Regions from separate parts of the Mus musculus genome. Here region 1 is linked to region 2. Evidence: chromatin loops called from intact Hi-C (ENCODE). Cell type or tissue: left cerebral cortex. All regions are shown on one strand. Each heading gives the region's core, and the rest is flanking DNA. Links, peaks and the distances in the headings are about the cores only.

Region 1 (10,788 bases), core at 1,259-9,258, 53 kb after region 2:
GGCTGGAAGGGAAGGAGGGAAGCAAGGTGTCCCCAGTCTCATGCAGATGGGAGAAGAGACGGCTCCAGGGAAAGGCAGGGAAGCGCTCTCCCCGTCTCACCCACCTGGCTTAAGCTGCCAGCCTACTGAACAAAGTAGATGTTCTTTTCCCATCTCAGTATCGTTCTTCTAAGTGGGTACATGTGGGACTGGTTCCATCCAAAGGGAACTGAAGTTAGACTTGGGAAAGCAATTCTGGATCCACTTAGGATTAGAGTCTACAGGTAGCCAAGCCTGAGTTATTAAATGGGGGAGTCAAAGACTTGAGGGGGAAAGGTATCATAGTAGAAGTGACAGTTCCCAGGGAAGGCCATGAGATCGCCACAAGTTGGCTTTTCTAGTAACCCAAGTATCTGGGAGGGGACATGTTGCTAGTTGATCAGATGACCTGGAGATAAAAGGTCTGTCCTCAGTTTCCACAGCCTGACAGGGGTTTGTCTGCTCGGGACCACTTTTCTTGGTGAGGGTTGGCCTACAGCCAAGCTAGCTGGAGGCCAGTGGTCCAAAAATTACCTCTTGTACCTGAGGAAAAGATCTCCTTCAGATAGCTGTGCTCCCTGCTTTGGGTTGTTTTCATTCTGCCTTCCCTGTGAATCCACCCTAAATGACCACCTCTATCGACGAGACCTGCCCCTTAAGCCTGTTCCTTAGGACTGCATAAAGCATCCAGGTTATGCTTGCCAGAGCCTGCATGGTCAGGCTGGCTGGGAAGGAACACCCAGCTCTGGCCCAGTCCCTGAATCATGTGGACTGAGGGAAAGCACTGGCCTCCACCCTCAACTCAATGGCAAGCCCAGAATCACCAGAAATGTCTACATCACAAGAAGAGCCTTGGGTGGCACTAACCCACATGAGAGTACTACCACACTGGCTGAGGTAGAAAGAAGGCAACTGAACAAGGCAGGCAGAGGCTAAAGGTCGTGGGAAAGCTGAGCTGTCACTTAGGGTTGAGCCCCCTCCCCATCACCAAAAGAAAAGCCAGTCTCTACCTCCCCTTTCCCCCAAAGTCTCAAGCCACCCTAGTCCACTGTGATAGTCACAGGGAACCCAAGTGGAATACACACAGCTGTGCCTCTAAGATACATAGGATCATGAGGCTAAAGCTGCAATAGAAGCCCCTGATGCTTTCGGAACCCAAAGTGGGCACGGTCAGCACTATCTGAGGACCCAGGCCACCCTCTACTTCTCAGCCCACTCTATCACCAGGACATCTGACCTCTTGCTGTCCGATACCATGCCTTCCTCCTATCCTGAAGCCTGTGCTAAGCAGATTTTGACAGCTAAAGGAAGCTGACTGCTTTCAACAGAGGAAGGTCTGGGCGACAGGTGGTGGGCAGGAGGGAGGTGGGAAAGGAAGAGGGCAAACGTTTTGGCTTTTATAAAGTCAAGGAAATTTATTTCCTGAGGTCATGACACAGGAAGTCAACTCCTAGCCGCTGTGGAGCTCTGGTGTGAAGGTCAGAGTGCTGACTACATGCTGGGTGGACCAGGAAGCTGGAGTCTGTGATCACGAAATGCTCGATTACCTTGCTTAGTGTTTCACACAGTGGCGTGCCTGTCCCAGAGCACAGCATCAGGAGCAGACCCTGAGCCTGCTGGGTGCTGACCAGGCCTGGAGAAGCAGCCACACAAGGCCAGCCCACCAGGCTTTGCTGCGAGACCTCGGGGAGGGGAAAGAGCATCAACAATTTACGAGGGTCCAGCTGCTGGGTCAGATTGAGACAAACCATTGTGTGGTTGGGTTTGGGCAGCAGGCTGGAAAGGTTTCTTTTTGATCATTATCGTTTGGGGCCCCAAGGGAGGGTCTTGGGGGCCACTTGAGCCCCAAAGCTGGGAAATTCTTCAGAGCTGCTCATATCAGGAGCCTGTGGAGAGGGAGAACACAGCATTACCACAGGGTGGTCCAAAGTAACTCCATCCCATACTCCACTAGCCCACAAGCTTAACCCACACAGAATAACCAGGACATCTGACCTTCTCACTGCTGTTGGAGGTCCAGGGAGCATCTCGCACCACAAAGCCTTTGGATGGTGCCCTGGACTCTTCATGTGCTGGGGGCTTCATGTAAACTTGCAGTGCCTCACTGTCCACCACATCTGCCAGCTAAACATCATAGGGGAGGTGGTGTTGCTCAGCCTACAGCCAGGCAGTGGAGCCTTCTCCTGGCTACCAAGGGGCCACCCCCCGGACCCCCCTGCTCAGTCCCACATTTGGATGCAGACAGGTTACTTGGCTGTCATCACAGGATTATGGCTGGGCCTCAGCCCCAAAGACCATGCCTGCTTAGAACTCACATATTCCTCTTCTAGGTTGAGGATATGGTCGATAGCTTCCTCCACATTCTCTGGGAGTCCTGTCACAGTGACGCAATTGGGGTCTGGCGCTCCACTCTGTGGGAAGCGAATGTCCACCTGGAAGCAGCAGTGTCAAGGGCATTAAAGGGCAGACTCTAGACCTTAGAGCCAAGTACTCACCCTCCCAGCTTCATGTGGTCAGCAGCACAGGTAGGAGATGGGAGTTCTCATCCTTCTGTTTCAGTTGGCTTTGGGGACTCACCTTGAATTCATCCATTATTTTCCGGATGGCTTTGCCCCGGGCACCAATGATTCGAGCGTGCACACGGTGATCCAGTGGAACATCCTCAGAAACCATCTGCTCAAGCTCACCCACAATTTTCAGGATAGCATCACGGGCAGCTTCAGTGTTCTTCTCATACCCTGTGATGGTGATTTGGTCCTGGGGCTAAAGAGGAGAATGTAGTTAGAGAAGAGGGTGACTCCTCTGGGACATCCCAAGAGCAGCCATGTGCTGACCTAGCAGGCTGGTCTAAGGAGATGACAGTGCAACTGTGTGGATGATGGCTAGATGGCTGAGCGTGTCAGGCCTCTTCTTAGGGGAGACTTTCATCCTCTCAGAAGAAAAGGGCAGAAAACACATCAGATGGCCCAACAGTTAAGAGCTGCTACACTTGCAGAAGACTAGAGATCCTGGCTGGCACCCTTGTCAGCAGCCCACTATGCCTCTGGTTCCAGGAGCTCTGATGCCCTCCCCCTTCTTGCTCTTGTGGATACCTGCATCCATAAGCTCATACCCATGTACACACGCACACAAATACAGATAGTAAAAATTAAAACATAATCTTGGTGCCAGAGAGACAGCTTAGTGGTTAAGAGTGATTCCTGCTTTTACAGAGGACCTGGGGTCGATCCCCAGCTCCCACAGGCTGCTCACAGCCATCCTTAACCCAGATCTAATGACCTCTTCTGACCTCCTTGGGTATGACACACAGGTAGTACACATACATACGTGTAGTCAAAACATCCAAACTCTCAAAATAAAAATAATTATCTTTTTTTGAGACAGGGTTTTCTGTGTGACAGCCCTTGCTATCCTGTAGACCAGGCCTGGAACTCACAGGGATCTGCTTGCTTCTGTCTCCACTGTGCTGGGAAAAAAGGCGTTTGCCACCACTCTAGGCTAAAAGTAATCACCTTTTAAAAATAAAATAGTAAACAAAACCACACACAGAGTTAACATCCGTCACACAGCCATTACTTCCTAAAACCTGTAACAGATAAGTAGTGAAAATTCTGGGTTCTTTAAAAATACAGAAATGTGAATGCTTTTGTTTTATTCCCAGGTGTGGGATATGGGCTGCTTCAGATTGTCCGCAGCAGCTGTCTCTGCTCTGACAGGGATGTGATTTTGCCAGCTGAAGAGAGTTTACGTTTGGAATTCTGGGGACTTTTGTGAGGGTATAAAAGTGCCAGGGCACTGAGAGGTTGTGGTGGCTGTTGCTTCCCCTGTTCCTGTGGTTTGTCAGGTCGTTGTGAGCAAAGCCACGAGAAGAAGAACCTGGATATCCCAAAGATGAACATCAAACCCGGCCCCCAGAAGTAGGTCTAACAAGACTGAGGCACTCTTTCTCTCGAGCCTTCTTTCTTTCCTACCTCGTGTTGGGTGTTGGAAGGGTGGAGAAGGGTAAGGAGGAAAAGTAGCCACAAGTCTAGTTAAAAAGGAGGAAAGGAGGGGCAGACGATATGGCTCGGTGGGTAAAGGCATTTGCTGCCAAACCTGACAACATGAGTTTGACAACCTGAGTCTAGTCCTGGAACTGAGATGGTAGAAGGACAAACCACCAAAAACCATTCCTTGAAGTTGTTCTGATTTCTACAGGTGTGCATGCACATGTGTACACATTCTCTCTCCCTTTCCACCCACTTTGTGAGTACTAGGAAAGACAAGATACCTGATCATAAAGATGGAGGAAGTACCAGGAAGTAAGTGGTTCAAGGAAAGCAGGCACAAGGTTGGGGACTATTAGGATGTAAAGTTCTCAGACCATTAGCCTCCTGCTTCTTTGGAGGTCTCAGGACCCTTAAAGCACTCTCTGGTCCCTCAGACCCCTCAGCTCGGTCTTCCTTGTACCATGTCAGTGAGAACCAGCAGACTCAAGACAGATCTGAGCAACAGACAGATCAGGGAATATGAAGGGCACAAGGGAACAAAACAGCAGCTTTGTTCTAATCTCCAGGTTAGTAGTCCAAAATAAACGGACAGAACATACAAGATTACAAAGTAACAAGTACTGTAGTCCACATTAGAAAGTAGAAAGAGCCAGCCTAGGAAAGAAGCAAGAGATATAGGCATAAGGAAGAGGTGGCAGACTAAGAACTTCCTGTCCAGACTCAGGGGAAGGCCAGGCAGCTGATCCAAATGAAGTTCACAAAAACCAAGCACAGCAGGGCCAGCATACTCCACAGAATCAGTTCTGTGAGTGGAAGTGAAACTCTCACAGGAAAAAGAAAGACTCTAGGGCTGGCAAGATGGTTCAGTAGGTAAAGGCACTTGCTGCCAAACCTGATGAGGTCAATCTGTGGAACCTACACATGTGGAAAGAAACAAACTGAATCCTGCAAGTTGTCCTGGTTTCTACACACATGCTGTGGTGTATGTGTGCCCCTATACACATATATAAACAGCATACCTTTCTTGGTTCACAGATGAGCTAAGACATAGTGGGGACAACAAATTATATCCATTTCTGTATATTATAATGCATAATTTGTTGTTCTCACTATGAGCACACATAGCTAGCACACAGGTCTAGGTCTGTACCCTAGACCTCAGCCCAGTGTTACTACTGGATGCATCTGGGGGCACGGTGCTCAAGGTCATAGAGCTAACACAGGCCTAGAGAGCAGAGGGAGAGCCACGGCTCCACTCATGTAGAGCCACTTGAGAGGGAAAGCCCTTATAAGTGAAGGAGCAAACACAGGTGAGGGCGAGCCATACACAGACTTTGAGGTGAGATGGGATGGGACTTCCTGCCCACTAGGGCAGAACTGAGTGAGGAGGTGGGTTACCCTTCACATTGTTTTACATGCAGTAGGAAGCTGTGCAGAGCTCATCAGGGGCCATGGCAAGAGGAAGAGGGGATGCAGAGAATCCAGACCTGGCTGGATAGACATGGTGTGTGCATGTGTAGGTATGATAGATAGCTCAAGAAGGAGCCCAGTTGGAGGCTTAAGCTTGACTGTCAGGAGCATCAAAGTAGGCACAGGGAATTTAAAACTGCTCTGTACCCTAGATGACAGTTTCAAGGAAACACACAGCTGGCAAGCCCTGGTCTATAACTTGGCTGAAGTCAGGTTCTCAGATAGTTTTTGTCCCCCTCATTTACCCACTTGTCAAATCAAAGAAGCTGCCTTAGTTTCCAAGTCAAGCCGGACATGGTGCTACTCTTGGGAGGCAGAGGTAGGTAGTACATCTCTGTGATTTTGAGGCCAGCCTGTTCTACATATTGAGTATCAGGACAGCCAAGGCTACATAGAGAGACCCTGTCTCAAAAGTACCAGTATCAGTACCACCACCACCAAAACAAAGCCCAGGTCAAGGTAACGGCCAATACAACCCTACCTGCCCAAGTGTGCTAAACCATACCACGTCAATCGGATGGTCACCGTACCTGGTTCCCATCATCCTTATCAGGAAATTGGATGTTCACTTCATGTTCCAAGCGGATCTGGGTGATCACTGCTCCTTTTCTCCCGATAATTTTGGGATGGTATTTGGGGTCTACAGTGACACTCAGCTTAAAACTCCTTAAAGCCTACAATAAAATGAGAATGAGGCAGAGAGCAAAGAGAAAGACAGAGAACAAGCTCATGAGTATGAGCATGTATATCTAAATATAAGCCACCACCACCCAGGCCCGATTTCCAACCTGATTTAGACCCCAAGCCTGAAACACCCCTAAGCTTGCTAGCAGGAGGCCTTGGTGGTCACCGTCCCTGTCAGTCACTAGCTTGAGAACCTTAGGTCTTGCTCTGTCCTCACCTAGTATGCCCTTGCTTTTGGGACAGGCTGCTGACTGTCAAGATGGATAGGATGGTCAACCACCCTTTCCAGTTCTATTCCTACTTCCTGAATTCATGAACCCGGGATCTGTTGAATCAGCTTGAATAAAATATTCTAGGCCTTTCAGGTTTCAGGGCTGGTGTATTGAAGAGGCCAATAAGGTAATAAGAGCATCCACAGGCTAGACAGTCCAGGACACCCCCACAGCCTATGGCTAAGCTGCACCAGGTCACAGTCAAAACGTGCCCAATCTCTGCCCTATCACTGGACTCCAAACTGTGTTCCACCCAAACCGAACCAACAATGACAACAACAACAAACAAAAAAACCCAAAATCAATAAAACCAAAAAATAACAAAACTAAAAACTCCTGTGGAAAGGCCAGTTGCCTGGAGTGACCATCTAGTTCCCAGATTTCCCCCAATTCCTGAGCAGCATCTCTCAGAATTCTGCAGACAGCACTCCATCACAGGCACAGGAGTGACCTGCTTGTCTTGAGATGAGGTACTATCTTTTATCTTTTCTGTAGAAGCTGAGATATCAAAATATTTCTCTTGATCTGGGTAGTAAGGGAGACTGAGCTTTGCCTTGAGCTTCTCCACAGCAGGTCCACCACACTCTGACTGCACGGGAATACCACCTGGTTTTGTCTCCTGCCTGCCCTGGTGTTGGAAATATGCTCTGAACACAGACTGTTTCCAAACCCAGGCAGGTTGTCCTGTTCGTTCTTGCTCACCCGATCTTCCTGCTCAGCCTGCAGCTCCTTTACTCGATCCAGTAGCCCCGCCTTAGCCCTGTCCAAATTTGCTGCAAGGCCAGTGATGGCGATGGTGTCTGACTGCAGCTCGGGGGCTGGTACATGGATGTTCACCTGTCATAACAGATGGAGAGGAGTGAAGCTCACTTGCCATGGGGGATTTGAGTGAGACCTGGGAGGAAAGTCAGCGGTTGACTGAACAAAACAAAAGGAGGCAGAACCAATGTGGGCTGAAGAAGGACACAGACTCAGACCACTACGGGCTGCTCTCTGATAACAGTCCCCAGAGTATGGTCTCCAGGGAACATGGTCTACCTCAAACTCATCCATCATCTTGCGGATTCCACTTCCTTTTTGCCCAATGATGTAGCGGTGAAGATCAAAGGGTACCTCTACCTCGATGGTGACTGGAACCAGTGCCTACAAGGACAATGGTAGAGATAAGGCTTTGAGCTGGGCAGACTAACTAGCCCCATGAGCTCAAGGCCAACAGCCCTGAAGACAACAGTGTACATTTTAGAACCTGCTACCAATGTGACCAGGTGACAGACTACACGGATCTCAATACATCACAAACAGGACAGGACAGGGAGCCCAGTCTGAGGTCATGCAGGCAGAGGCCGGACTCCTACACCCCTCATTCTACTTCTGCATCGCAGCAGGCCAAGGCTCCCGGGAGGAAGACACAGCACACAGAGGCCCAACTCTTAGCATGTCTCTGTGGTTGTGACAACTTTGTCAAAGCTTATGTGGGTTGCAAGGGAGTCCCCTAAACAGGTGGCTCAGTTACCTGCACTCAAGTCCCAACATATATTGCCTATCACCCATTCTGCTCAGTCTTTGCCCTTGAACAACATCAGTCAACAGATGCTGCTGTGCAGGCACTGTTTGTAACTGTGGTGCCATGGTGCTTACAACAGGACTCGGCACAGAAGACACATGTTTCTGGCAAACCTGAGGTAGACCAGCCCTACTTCAGTTGGGGAAGGAATGGATAGTCAGCAGATGGACGAGAAGGGATTGAGGCTGGAGTTCACATTCACTCACTGCCTATGAGATCCTTTGACAGACTCCGTGGCTATGGCCCAAGAGGCTAGACCCTGACACTGCTGTCAGAGAATGAACTGTAGGGTCCTGAGTCCTGGTGAAAAGAAATGGCCTCCCTGGGCTGTGTGAACAGCCAATAAAGGTACAGAGCAAATGTTTGCAATTTTAGGACTAAAGCGAGAGGATCTACTGTCTGCTGCCACCTGGGCAGGGTCTGAAACCTCAAGGCAGAGAAAGAGCGAGGCAAACGCACCTCCAGGGCTTCCTTGGCAGCCTCGCATTTCTCTTTCCGGCCAGAGATGATTATGATGTCACACCTCCTGGGAGAGCCAGGGTCGGTCTCCTTGGCCTCTCTGCCCTCTCCAGCCTCATCTCCATTCTCCTGGATGGAAGGCTCTACACTGTGAACTAGGAATAAAGGGGAAAGCCTAGTTGACAACTGCAGAGGTATATATATCATATACACTAGTGAGTCACAGGTGTGCACGGAAGTCCCACTGCCTGGGGAGGCTGTAACGCAGCCCTCAGCACATGAGACTGGATGTAGAGCTCAGTCTGAGGGACCTGGCAGGGATTCAAAGATCTGTGAAGGATAATAAAGGAGAGGCCAAGGTAGGCCCATGACAGTGCTTTATGCCAGAAAGTAAGGAAAAGTCCCCAAATAAAGAGGCATTAGGATACAAGCTAGCTGGAGAGGGGCTCTATCTTGTAAACGGCCAGAGAATATTTTAATCCATAGATCCAAGTGAGGTAATAGGAGAATAAATAATGGGAGAACCATCAGCTGGGGTTAAACTAGGCAAGGGTGGCTCTGAAGGACACCTTTAACAATCTAGAACACCGACTATGAATTACATAGTAAAACTATATAATACTTGGTATGATCTTGATGAATATACCACAGGTAAGTCAAAAGTCCTTTTTTTTGTTTTGTTCTTGAGAAAGGGTTTCTCTGTGTAGCCCTGGCTGGCTTCTGCATCCCCAAGTGCTGGGATTAAAGGCATGTGCCACCACTACCTGGCTAAATCACAGGTTCTCAGGAAATATCCATACTGATAAAAGTCAGCATATAAACACATACTCAAACTCAGAAAAAAAAAATCTATAGTGGGGGTGAGGTAACACTGAAATTCTTTATACTATTCCATGGAGTTTTCCTGTGTTTTAATGCTAAGATGTTGAGGAGAACACATTACTTAAGTGTGAAATCCGTAACAGTATGGCTATATAATCATATAATAAATGGCCTGTATCCTCAGGAAAATAGACTGGAATAACTGTGACAAGCACCATGGACACCAACCCAATTATACTAAACGTCTAGTGCAGGCTGCAATCTTTCTGGACTAACACAGGTCAACAAAGACTCACCAATAGGAAAGGTTCACACCCCGTGGTTCACACATGCAAAGCAGGCAGAGAAAGGTTCACAGATGACACTTCCTCAGCAACTGACCACATTAGTTCTTGCCTTCAACTAAAGTTGCCCTATTACCAACTACCTAAACAGAACAAGGTAACAAGCATGGTCAGGCTTAGCCATTCTAGAAGAGCTGTGAAGTACCCGAACGGTGTCCCCTGGGCAGTGTTAAGAAACTTGGAGAGGACATATCTGCAAGGTTTATGTTCGGAGGGCTCACTGAACGTGGCTGAGCAAACATCCCACTACTATTCAAACAGTGTCCTAGAAAAGAGTGGCACTAGACTCTCAGCAATTTCCTACGCAAGACACAGGAAGCTGTTGGCTCCTTTTACAGGGCCTTGTCTTATCTTTTAGAGACCAGGAGGATGGACAAAACCCATGGCTAGCATCTAAACAGCATGCCAGTGCCAAACAAGAGGTAAGAAAGAACCAAAAGGACTGACTCATTTCACAGCCCCAAGGGCAGTGACAGTCACCACTGATGGTGATCAGTACAGAGCCAAGCTTAAGTAGACCCACCTGGATTTTCCTCTCTATCTGGGAACTTGATTTGAACATTGTAGTCCCGAGTGATCTGCTGGATTCTTGAACCTTTGGGACCCATGACCGATCGGTGAAACTTCTGGGGTATAGCACATTCCACTGTCACTTGAGCTTCCTGAAAATGGGCACAAGAGTGAAAAAAGGTCAAATTCTACAAGTCAATAATAACATCTCCTTAGCATCCTACTTCCCTCACTAGTTCCATAACACTTTAGTGAAATGAACCTAGAGACTCTAGCATCGACTGGGTGGAGGGGTATACAGGGTAGAAGGGCAGGTCTTCTGCAGTGGGTTATAGTGAAAAAGATACCTAAAACTCACAGCACAGTTTTTATCACACAGATTGGATATAGAATACCCGCTTTACATCCAAGTGCTGCCTTACTGTGCAAGGTGCCCATGAGACACTGGCTACTGGTGGGCAGCCACGTTAGACTAGCTAAGACCTGGTGCTGTCATAGCCTTAGACTTAGTGAAGCCACACCAGGCTATTAGTAGAAGGGGCATAAGGTTTTACAAGGAAGACCACGAGGGATGTGGAAGACGGAAAACAACGGCTGTCTTGGTGCTTTCATGTGATTGTTCTATGGATTCACTCTGACACACAGGGGTGATCACA
Region 2 (10,788 bases), core at 1,970-9,969:
ACAATGGAGCCATGGTCAGAACCCACTTCCTAGTGACTGAAGATCTGGGGTCAGATACCCTCTAGCTAAGATTCCCACTCCTATACAAACTATGTTCATTCAAGACATATTTTGCTTCTTTCTAGGGTTCTAGATATTTCTTTTAATATGCTGAGGAACATTGAAGGGATTGACAAACTGACACAGCTGAAAAAACTCTTCTTGGTCAACAATAAAATCAATAAAATTGAGAACATAAGCAATTTACATCAACTGCAAATGTTGGAGCTGGGGTCTAACCGGATTCGGGTAGGTGCCAGTCACACTGTCTCTTGGGAACAGTGCTCTGGGCTCTGTGGATCTTCAGTGGTACACATAGGGTATGTACTTAGCTGAGTTTTTCTCATGTTCATATTGTTTGGAGAAAACAGGGAAATACTTGTTAAGGAAAAATGCTAACTGGAAGCTATTATTAGTAAGAACTGTGCTCACACCAACTGGCCTAGTCTGGGAGTTAGCATTCATTGGCTCTTCATTTATATCATGGTCCTATGCCAAGCCAGTCCCCACTGTGCTACGTAAGGTAAGCTGGCCAAGCTTCCTTTTCAAGCTGTTCATAGACAGTCGTTCCTCCATCTGCATCTGAGCTGTGTTTCCCAAGCTAAGAAAGGTAGTCACTTATAGTGACCTGTCATGTGATAAGCAAGTATCTTGCCCCAGTAAACAGGGCTAGCCCTTTATCCCCTAAACATTAACATGTCCTCTGGCAGGATTTGGTTTGTTGTTCAAGATCTCTTTAACCTTGAAACCATGGGTCAGAATGGGAATGAGAAGCTTGTTTGTTTGTTTGTTTGTTGAGACATTGTTTCTATCTGTAACCTTGACTGTCCTGGAACTCACTCTGACTAGACTGCTGGGATCCATCTTCCTTTGCCTCTTGCTGGTACCACCACTGCTGGAGAAGCCTTTTTTTTTTTTAAAGACAGGCTCTCACCTACTATGTAGCCCAGAATGGCCTAGAACTCAGAGAGATCTTCCAGTACTGGGATTAAAGGCGTGTACCACCAACAGCAAAACCAGTTGACTAATAACTATTGGAAAAAGTCCCGTATATCTGAGAGGAAAAACTCCGAGGGTCATATGGGTGTTAGTACTGGAGGAGGATCTGCCATGCAGAGAAAGGAATTCCCATGGGCAGACATGAGGGTTTGGTCAGTCCTAATTTTGACATCCTGGTGTCATTGTCTTATGCCTGTCCTCACCCTCCTTGGTTAGTGGCTGAGGGCAGTATTTACTAGTATGTGTCTGCCCACCCCATGTTTAGAGCACCCACCATTTGGTTTTCAGCAGTACTATACCATACACTGTGGCCTACCCTTGAGGTTCTTGAAGAACCCTAAGGATACAAAGTTAGTTAGAGCTAAGAGACATGACTGCAGCAAGAAAGAAGAGTACATAGTCCCAAAGGCTGTGTAGAGGAAAGTGCTACACAGGCTAGAGAAACCAGCTAGCATCTGAGTTTTCAAATAATCCCAGAGCTCTTTGAAAGCATGAGAGTTGGCCAGGTGTAGTGGCACATACCTTGAGAGACAGAGGCAGGTGAATCTCTGAGCTTGAGGCCAGCTTGGTCTACAGAGCAAGTTCCAGGACCCCCAGGGCTACACAGAGAAACCCTGTCACAAAAACAAACAAAGAAATACAGGAATAAAGTGTGAGGGGTTGGGAGTAAACCCAGAAGCCAGTCTTCATCCTCCATTGCTTTCTCCTTTTCCAGTCTTCATCCTCCATTGCTTTCTCCTTTTCCATTCTGTATGTTCAAGAGAGTTCATTGAAAAATCCCAAGTCCAGACATCACAGAGAAAGTCTAGATTGCCTTGACATATGTTCTAGGCACCTTACTTAGTGTAGGTTTTGAGCCCACAGCAGACATTTAACTTGATGTTTCATCTGTTTAATAGGCAATTGAAAATATCGACACATTAACCAACCTGGAGAGTTTGTTTCTGGGGAAAAACAAAATTACAAAACTTCAGAACCTGGATGCACTTACCAACCTGACAGTCCTCAGTGTGCAGGTACTGAACCTCACCAGCTCCCAGCTGCCCATTCTCACAGGGCCACCCAGCAGCCCCAACCTGATTTTATTCCCTTGGTATGTTCATGATCTGTACTGTTTACAGTCAGTAGATGACAGAAACAGTATAATCCACAGGCTATAGAAACACAAACCCTCTAAACTAAAATCCCTTTTGTTTTACATAATTTATTTTTACTTTAAAGAATTTTATATTGAGCCAGGCAGTGGTGGCGCACGCCTTTAATCCCACTTGGGAAGCAGAAGCAGGTGGATTTCTGAGTTGGAGGCCAGCCTGGTCTACAGAGTGAGTTCCAGGACAGCCAGGGCTACACAGAGAAACCCTGTCTCAAAAAACCAAAAAAAAAAAAAAAAGAAAAAAAATCCTTTTATATTTTATATTGAGAGCTGGAAAGACGTCTCAGTGGTTAAGAGCTGCTCTCCAGAGGTTCAGGTTTGAGTCCCAGCACCCGCATGGCTGTTTACAACTGTCTATAACTCCAGTCCCAGGGAAGCTGACACCTTCTCTGTCCTCCACAGGCACTAGTCATTGTATGTGATAGTATACAGACAGATATATGTTCAGATGTATGTATTTTACACACACACATAAAATAAAATTTAATTTAAAAGCAGATTTTGTTCCCTGGGGCTGGAGAGGTGGCTCAGAAGTGAAGAGCACTGGCTGCTCTCTCTCTCTCAGATAATCCAGGTTCAACTGCCAGCTCTCACATGGCTCTGAAACTGTAGTCCCCAGGAACCCTACACTCTCTTCTGGCCTCGGGCAAGCATGTGATGCACAGACATACTTGACATACTTGCAGGCAAATGTTTATGTACATAAAATAGGGATAAAGGACTCTCAGTACTTCCCCTGGTGGTAACTGATAGTAGGTGGGTTATGAGGCCTCTTCAGAAGGAAGAGCTTACCCCAGTCCTCAAATGTCAAAGTGAAGACCCAATGGGAACTATTCAGCTGTTCAACACTAACATGCAGAGATTCAGATTCATCTGTGGGGTTTTTGTTGTTGTTGGGTTTTAGTTTTTTGTTTTTTGTTTTTGAAACTGGATCTCACTATATAGTTCTGACTATCCAGTAACTCTCTGCAAATCAAGCTGGTCTCCAATTTACAAGAGATCTAACTGTCTCTGCTTCCCACAGATCCCAGAGATGGGTTTAAAGATATGCACTTCTATCTGTGCCTGGTTCATGTTGAAATTCTTTTTTTTTAAAGATTTATTAATTATTATACATAAGTACACTGTAGCTGTCTTCAGACACACCAGAAGAGGGTATCAGATCTCATTATGGGTGGTTGTAAGCCACCATGTGGTTGCTGGGAACTGAACTCAGGACCTTCGGAAGAAGAGTCAGTGCTCTTACCCACTGAGCCATCTTGCCAGCCTCTCCTGTTGAAATTCTTGTTGGTTTTTAAGGTTATGTTTTTGTTGGGGGGGGGGGTGGCAGCAAATTAGTAGAATCAAACTTTGAAGGGGTGAAGGGAGAAATGACTGGGTGTGCCTGGGCTGCCTAGTTTGGCGGGACACACTAACAGCCAGTCACGGCACAGGAAACCTCTTAGACTCTGAGTAAAACAGATGCCTTGCAAACTACTTTGGAGAAGGTGTTCTTGAACTGGAATTGAGTTGTTAGATATTGTAAAAGAAATTAAATTGATTTGTTTCTAAAACAAAAATGTTGGGAGAGATGGCCCAGTGAGTAAAGGTGTTTGTTGCGAGCCAAGCCCGATGACCTGGGTTCAGTTCCCAGGTCTCAGAGTGAGTGGAAAGATGGACTTCCTGCAAGATGTGGCTGAACAGTTGAGAGCACCAGCTGCTCTTTGAGAGGACCTGGGCCTCAGCACCTACGTGGCAGCTTCAACACCCTCTTCTGGCCTCAGCACCAGGCATGCGTGTGGTGCACAGATGTACATTCAGACAGAACACCCATGCACAAACAATAAAAGATGTTTTCATTATCTTTTTGACATTTTTAAATTGTTAGATTGAGTTTGAGGCCAGCCTGGTCTACAAAGTGAGCTCCAGGACAGCCAGGGATATACAGAGAAACCCTATCTCGAAAAAACAAAAACAAACAAAAAAAATTGTTAGATTACCTCAGTGGTCCAGTAAGATGGCAAAGCAGGTAAAGACTCTGCCACCAGAGCTGACCACCTGAGTTCAGCCCCTGGTGCCCATGTGAGGGAGGGGCAAACTGACTCCTACTGGTTGTCCCCTGACCTCATGTGCATGCTCACCACAGCATGGCATGTGCACATATACACATAGGATACAAAAATAGTTTTTAATTACTTAAGTAAATCTTCAGATATATTTAAAAGAAAAAAGTGAGATTTTCATATTTAAAAACCCCTGATCTTCCATGTGTGGATTTTAAACAGTGCAGCATACCCAAAGTGTTAATCTTCTCTATTTCCCATTCAAGAACATTTAAATTTTTTATTTTATTATTTTTATTTTGTTTGTGGATGTTTTGCCTGCATGTGGTATATCACATCTACCTGATGGTCTTGGAGGCCCCAGGAAAAGGCACTGGATCCCCGAGCCTAGAGTTGCAGATGATTGTGAGCAGCCGTATGGATTCTGGGAATGGAACCCAGGTCCTCTGGATGAACAGCCAGTGCTCTTATCCACTGGACTACTTCTCTCTCCCAACCCCCATCCCACTCCCAACACATTTTAAATACAATATCTATTCTTAGGGAGTTTGGGGGGGTTTTTTGTTTGTTTGTTTTTTTATGAGACAGGGTTTCTCTGTGTAGCCCTGGCTGTCCTGGAACTCATTCTGTAGACCAGGCTGCCCTCGAACTCAGAAATCCACCTGCCTCTGCCTCCTGAGTGCTGGGATTAAAGCGTGTGTCACCACGCGCGCCTGCCTGTTCTTAGGATTCTTGAGGTTAAATAGGAAACGTCATTTCCAAAGCCATTGTGTTTCTAACCTTATGTGTTGCTGGCAGCTCTTTTTCTTTTTCTTTTTCCTTTACCATTTTTATGTGTATGATATGAACATAAGTGTTCGTGAACATGTGTGCATGCATGTGGAGGCCCCAGATTGAAGCACCTTGTTCATAGAATGGGTCTCTTAGTCAGACCAGAGCTAACTGATATGGCTTGTCTTTCTGGCCAGCTTGCTGTGGGGAGCTACAATCTCTGGCCTTCCAAGACTGGAATTAAAGGCAAGCTGCCTCACCTGGCATTTTTGTGGGTTCTGGGAGTCCAAAATAGTGTTCTCAAGCTTGAGTGGCAAATCTACTCAGGCCCAAGGTTGACACTTCTTAACTGTTTTTACAGAGCAACCGGCTAGCAAAGATCGAAGGTCTACAGAGCTTGGTGAACCTGCGGGAACTATACCTCAGCAACAATGGTATCGAGGTTATCGAGGGCCTGGAGAACAACGTAAGAGCCAATTGGTCTATCTGGGAAATAAAGGGAGGTGGAGAGGAAGGGGCTGCTATTGGTATTCACTGCCCTCCAGGCCTGGCCTAAGGTAGACACAACGCCTACAGAATGTGAGCTAAGGGCCCATTGTCCCAATGAGTCAAAGGGCCAACATGTCACATGGCTGCCTGTGGGTTTTCAACAAAGTTATCGCAGACACCCTCCTAGGGCAGGTCATTGCACATCTGCCAAGTACTGTAGGCCTTTGGGCCTAGATTTTTGAAAAGTCCTTCCCTGCCCTCTGTATCACACATCAGCTGTGTTCTTCCCATTTATCCTGGCACTGAGCTTCCTTCCCTGCCTCAGCCTCCACTCCCAGCCTGTGAGGGCTATAGAGTGAGCTCAGCTCTGCTGCTTAGAAGGAAGAATGGGGCTTGTCTTAGTCAGGGTTTCTATTCCTTCACAAACATCATGACCAAGAAGCAAGTTGGGGAGGAAACGGTTTATTCGGCTTACACTTCCATACTGCTGTTCATCACCAAGGAAGTCAGGACTATAACTCAAGCAGGTCAGGAAGCAGGAGCTGATGCAGAGGCCATGGAGGGATGTTCCTTACTGGCTTGCTTCCCCTGGCTTGCTCAGCCTGCTCTCTTATAGAACCAAGATTACCAACCCAGGGATGGTCCCACCCACAAGGGGCCTTTCCCCCTTGATCACTAATTGAGAAAATGCCTTACAGTTGGATCTCATGGAGGCATTTCCTCAACTGAAGCTCCTTTCTCTGTGATAACTCCAGCTGTGTCAAGTTGACACAAAACTAGCCAGTACAGGGCTCTTGCTCCCCTGCCTATCTCCTGGAATCCAAAGTGCTGAAAGAGTCCTTCTCTTCTTCCTCCTCTTCCCTTCTTCCTTCTCTTCCTCCTCCTCCTCCCACTGACTTTCACAAACCTGCTCCACTAATCCCACCCACTTCCAGCTTCCCTTCAGGAAGAACCTCACACTTAAGAGTTAGTTGCCTTTGGCCTCACCTGTTTTTCCTCCGATTATGATTCAAGACAAATAAAATATTTTTTCTTGTTCAATTTTACTGGGGTTGTTTTGTTCAAAGGGAACATTTTTGTTTATTCTGTTGGTTGGTTGATTGATTGGTTGGTTGGTTGATTCTGATAAATTGTTCCCAAGTGGAGCAAGATTGAGTCAGGCTCTTGTTCTTGGAAGCACCATCCTTCAGATCCCACGACAGGTTCCTTTGTGCGCAGTCCAGGGCTGGGTTATGTCAGTGATGTCATTCTGGAGGAAAACCAGTGTTTTGGGTTTTAGCATCACATATACAAGGATTTTTCAGAAAACCTAAGATTTGTCTATGTGACAATTTGGTAACCTTTCTTTAACGATTTATCCAATATGTGAAACCAGGTGTGGTAGCACACACCTATAATCACAGCACTTGCATGGTGAAAACAGAGGAATCAGAAATTCAAGGCCTCTCCCATGCATAAAACATGTCTCAGGGACCAAGTAACATATGAAGGTGGCACTCTAATACCTGTATATGGACTCAGTGCATGTGTGATGCTTACGTAAGACGTGGAGGCAGGACGGTTGTTAACTGTGGAAAGTTCAAGGGACTGGGAAGCCACAGATGTGACAATTTTTAATCAATAGCTACTGGCTATATTTGATTTTCCCCCTTTAATTTCCATTAAAACTTGGAAAGATTTGGAATAAATACACCAGGAATGCAGTAGAAAGCGGGGACCATGAGTTTGAAGTACTGAGAGGCCTTGAGGGCAGCAGGGGAAGGATTGTTATCAGGCTCCCAGCTGATGCAAGATTCCCATAGTCTAGCAGGGGAACATTCCCAGTTTGTTAAAACATAGCGGCAAGCAGTGTAAGCTGTGGTAGACTTAACCTTAACCATGAAAAACAGTTACCTAAGCTGAGATGATGTGTTTCAGACAACGTCTGACATGCACTTTTAGAGCACATTATAAAACACAATGATATGAGCTGGTGGTGGCGCCACACGCTTTTAATCCCAGTACTCAGAGTACTCAGGAGACAGAGACAGGCAGGCAGAGCTCTGAGTTTGAGAGTAGCCTGATCTACAGAGCTAGTTCCAGGACAGTTGGGGCTACACAGAGAAACCCTTTCTCAAAAAAAAGAAAAGAAGGAAGGTAGAAAGGAAGGAAAAGAAAAGGAAGAAAAAGGAAGGAAGGAAGAAAAAGAGAAAGAAGAGAGAGAAAATGAAAGAACCCACAATGCTGTGTCCTGCAAGATACTGGTATCCACATACACCATTCCTCTGTTGCTAAGATTACACTTGCTCTTGCTGCAATCATTCCTTCTAAGTTCCAGCAGTTTTCAATATGGCCTTTCTTCAATACCTACGCCTTCCTAGCATTGCCTCAGGTAGCTTTGTCCAAGACAGGAAGGTCTATTACTCCCACCTCCTCTGTGTGTCTGGTGTATCTAACCTCACTAAAGAGAGGAACTCCACTGTAGGGTGATCTGGCACTGTGTATTTCCTCATGACATGCTACAATGATAGTCCTTCATTTCTTCTTCAAAGCTCAGGATCACTGCTCTTCCCAGACCAAAAGAAGAGGAGCAGGGATCTCACTGGGGCCCTGTGGTTATGAGGCCTTGAGACTGACAGAAATTACAGACACACTCACGAGGTTTTGAGCAGAAACACTGAAATCCGGTCCAGCTGGGGAAACCTCAGGGAGTGAGTAGGTAGCATCAACCTGAGAATCATCAAAGCCAACCCAAGGCACAGAGGGTGGCTCGCCTGCAGCTCAGCTCAGCTCCACACTCTTGCATGTGCTTTCATGCTGCTATGGAACTTTAATAATATAGGAAATATCTTCTTATTTCAGAACAAACTCACCATGTTGGATATTGCATCAAATAGAATAAAAAAGATTGAGAATATCAGCCATCTGACAGAACTGCAAGAATTCTGGGTAAGTTTTAATCTTAGTAGGATTGGTATCCATCTCTTAGGCTCAGTGAGTCCATTGAGCAAAGCATGTGAATGAATGCAAGCCTGCCCGTCCCGTCCCAGAAGCCTTGATCTCAGTGAACCGTGCATGTGTTCTGGGGATCAGACTCGAGTTGTCAGCAAGTGTTGTATCCATTGAACTATCTTTACTATCCGCAACTTCATTTTTTTTTTGAGTTCAGTATTTTAGGTACATTTATTTTTTCTTTTGAATAAGATCTTCCTATGTAGCCCTGACCATTCTGGAACTCTCTGTGTAGACCAGGCTGACATCACAAAGATCCATCTGTCTTCACCTCACAAATGCTGGGATTAAAGACATGTGTCACCATGTACAGCTGAGCTTTTGAAATCTGTAAATTTTACAGTTTTTATGAAATTTAAAAAAAAATTTTTTTTCCTCTAAAATGTTTCTAGTCCCTCCTAACTCTTAGTTCCTTGTAAAATGGTAAGCATGCATGTGCTAGTCCTTTGGTAAGTAGATAATAGTGCACCTGTTACTCATCTCCCCTCCTGTCCTCAGGTTCTGCTCCGGCTGAGCCTCCGGTTATGTGATTTCTATTGCTCTGTCTTCAAGATCTTGTTTTTCCTTCTGTAATACTCAGTCTGCTGTTAAGCTCATTAATTAACTACTTACATGTTAAAAGACTTATGTGTTTACGTTTTTATAGTACATATGCTTTTGTATGGAGACCATGCTTTTGTGTGGCACAGAAGCAAGAAGAGGGTATCTGTACCCTCCTCTGTCATTTTCTGTCCATTTATTTGAGGCAGAGTTTCTACCTGAACCTGAGTCTGCTGAGTCTGGCATTTTCTCACTGGGCTAGACTAGAAGATCCCCTTTCTCCTCCTCCTTTGGAGCTGGGATTACATAACACTTAGAATACCTGGCTTGTTACAGAGGATATGGACTCCACTCTTAGGCAGCAAGCATCCCCCCCCCCCCTTTGGTCTCAGAGTTTAAAAGAGTATAGTCTGTCATGGCAGCAGGAACCTGCGGTTAGACTGTGGACTCTTCACATCTGGGAAGGCTAGCAAGCAGAGAGAGGGTCTCATGGTACTGCTTTTCACCTTTTTATTCAGTCCAAGATTCCATCCTGAGGGGTGATGCCACCCACGTGCATTGGAGGGCTGATTTCCTTAGGAATGCCCTCAGACGTCTCCAGAGGTATATCTCCTAAGTGGTTCTAAATCCAGTCCCACTGACAATGAGGTTGGTCATCATGCCTATACAATGAATTTGTGTTATAGTATATTTCAGCTCCTTGAAAAGGTATTGTTAAGATATTTTAGTTATGTGTATGTATCTATGTCTGAGTATGAATTATGTGCACATGAGCTCATGGAGGCCAGAAGACGGTATTGTATTCCTGGAACAGAAGTGATAGGGGATGTGAGCCACCTGATATGTCTACTGGGACCCAAGTTCACACCCTCTACAAGAACGGCACTTACTCTTAACCTCTGAGTCATCTCTCCAGATTCTATTGTTCTGTTTCTCATAGATTTGATTTCTTTTCTCACTAGATTTTTGTTTGTTTGTCGTTCCTTCTTTGTATGGCTAGTAATTTGTTGTGTGTTGAATATAATGAAACTAAATAATTGCGTGTCTGCATGCTACTTGAAATGCTCCACAGTTATAATCTGGAAGGACGGCACACTCCTCAAGGGTCCACTTGTGTCCTTCCCCTTGCCACACTGGCAAAGTAGATGTCATGCTAACTAACATCTAGAGAAGGGAAGGAGAACCTGGTGTGTCAGTCTGCAACAAATGGATCGGTTGCTTCTCTTCTCTGTGTGTGCCTGTGCTGGTGGCCTCCCACTGGGCCTCTCAAGTGCTGCTCTGAAGAATCGAGCAACCACTAGCCTGGGTTCTCCTATTTCCCTCCGTCCTTCCTGATTGTTCTCACTTCTTCCTCTTCTATTCTGCACCTCAGGAGTGTTCGAGCATTGACTTCATTTTCCTCTCTTCTTGGCAGCCCTATCCAGGCTCACAGATTTAAATGTCACCACTCTGCTTTTGGCAGCCAGGTTTCTCTTTCTAGCTCAAGGTCTTTCCTACATCCAGCTGTCTGCTCTTGAGACATCACCCAAATAGGACAAGACCAAGCCTGAGAGCATGGGTCGGCCCCACAGTCCCTCCACTTGACTCAACCTCAGTGGACAGTGACTATCCTTCCAGATCCTCTGACCAGAAGTCTTGGCATCCTCCTATACCTCGCCTTTCCTGTGTACCAGATCCACCGAGATGTGTACTCCAACATATAAATACTTGCCTTCAAACTATATCCCAAACCCTTTCTTTGCTGCTGCCACCTGGCCCAAACCA

What was found. Peaks named below come from ENCODE experiments on the same cell type or tissue, not always from the same donor. Only the 100,000 strongest peaks of a DNase experiment are listed, where the experiment ranks them.
Region 1: a loop joins it to region 2, with 2.1 times the contacts of the local background. A loop is called at or near these places in 4 of 42 quality-filtered maps.

The regions. Positions count from the first base shown.
Region 1 is chr1:93,406,356-93,417,143 of GRCm38, forward strand. Hdlbp (high density lipoprotein (HDL) binding protein) reads right to left here. Exons shown (of 28, transcript NM_001301364.1): 20 at 10,146-10,284; 21 at 8,457-8,611; 22 at 7,472-7,576; 23 at 7,136-7,270; 24 at 6,008-6,151; 25 at 2,596-2,781; 26 at 2,334-2,450; 27 at 2,014-2,142; 28 at 1-1,904. The coding sequence ends at 1,818. Among named protein-coding and RNA genes, the nearest start is that of Hdlbp, 34 kb to the right of the region's middle. In left cerebral cortex, for the core only: no CTCF peak of the experiment used is centred there; a DNase peak (open chromatin) is centred at 4,775; H3K27ac peaks cover 784 bases.
Region 2 is chr1:93,352,392-93,363,179 of GRCm38, forward strand. Ppp1r7 (protein phosphatase 1, regulatory subunit 7) reads left to right here. Exons shown (of 10, transcript NM_023200.3): 6 at 126-288; 7 at 1,938-2,054; 8 at 5,366-5,470; 9 at 8,335-8,421. Among named protein-coding and RNA genes, the nearest start is that of Gm26446, 5.5 kb to the right of the region's middle. In left cerebral cortex, for the core only: no CTCF peak of the experiment used is centred there; no DNase peak of the experiment used is centred there.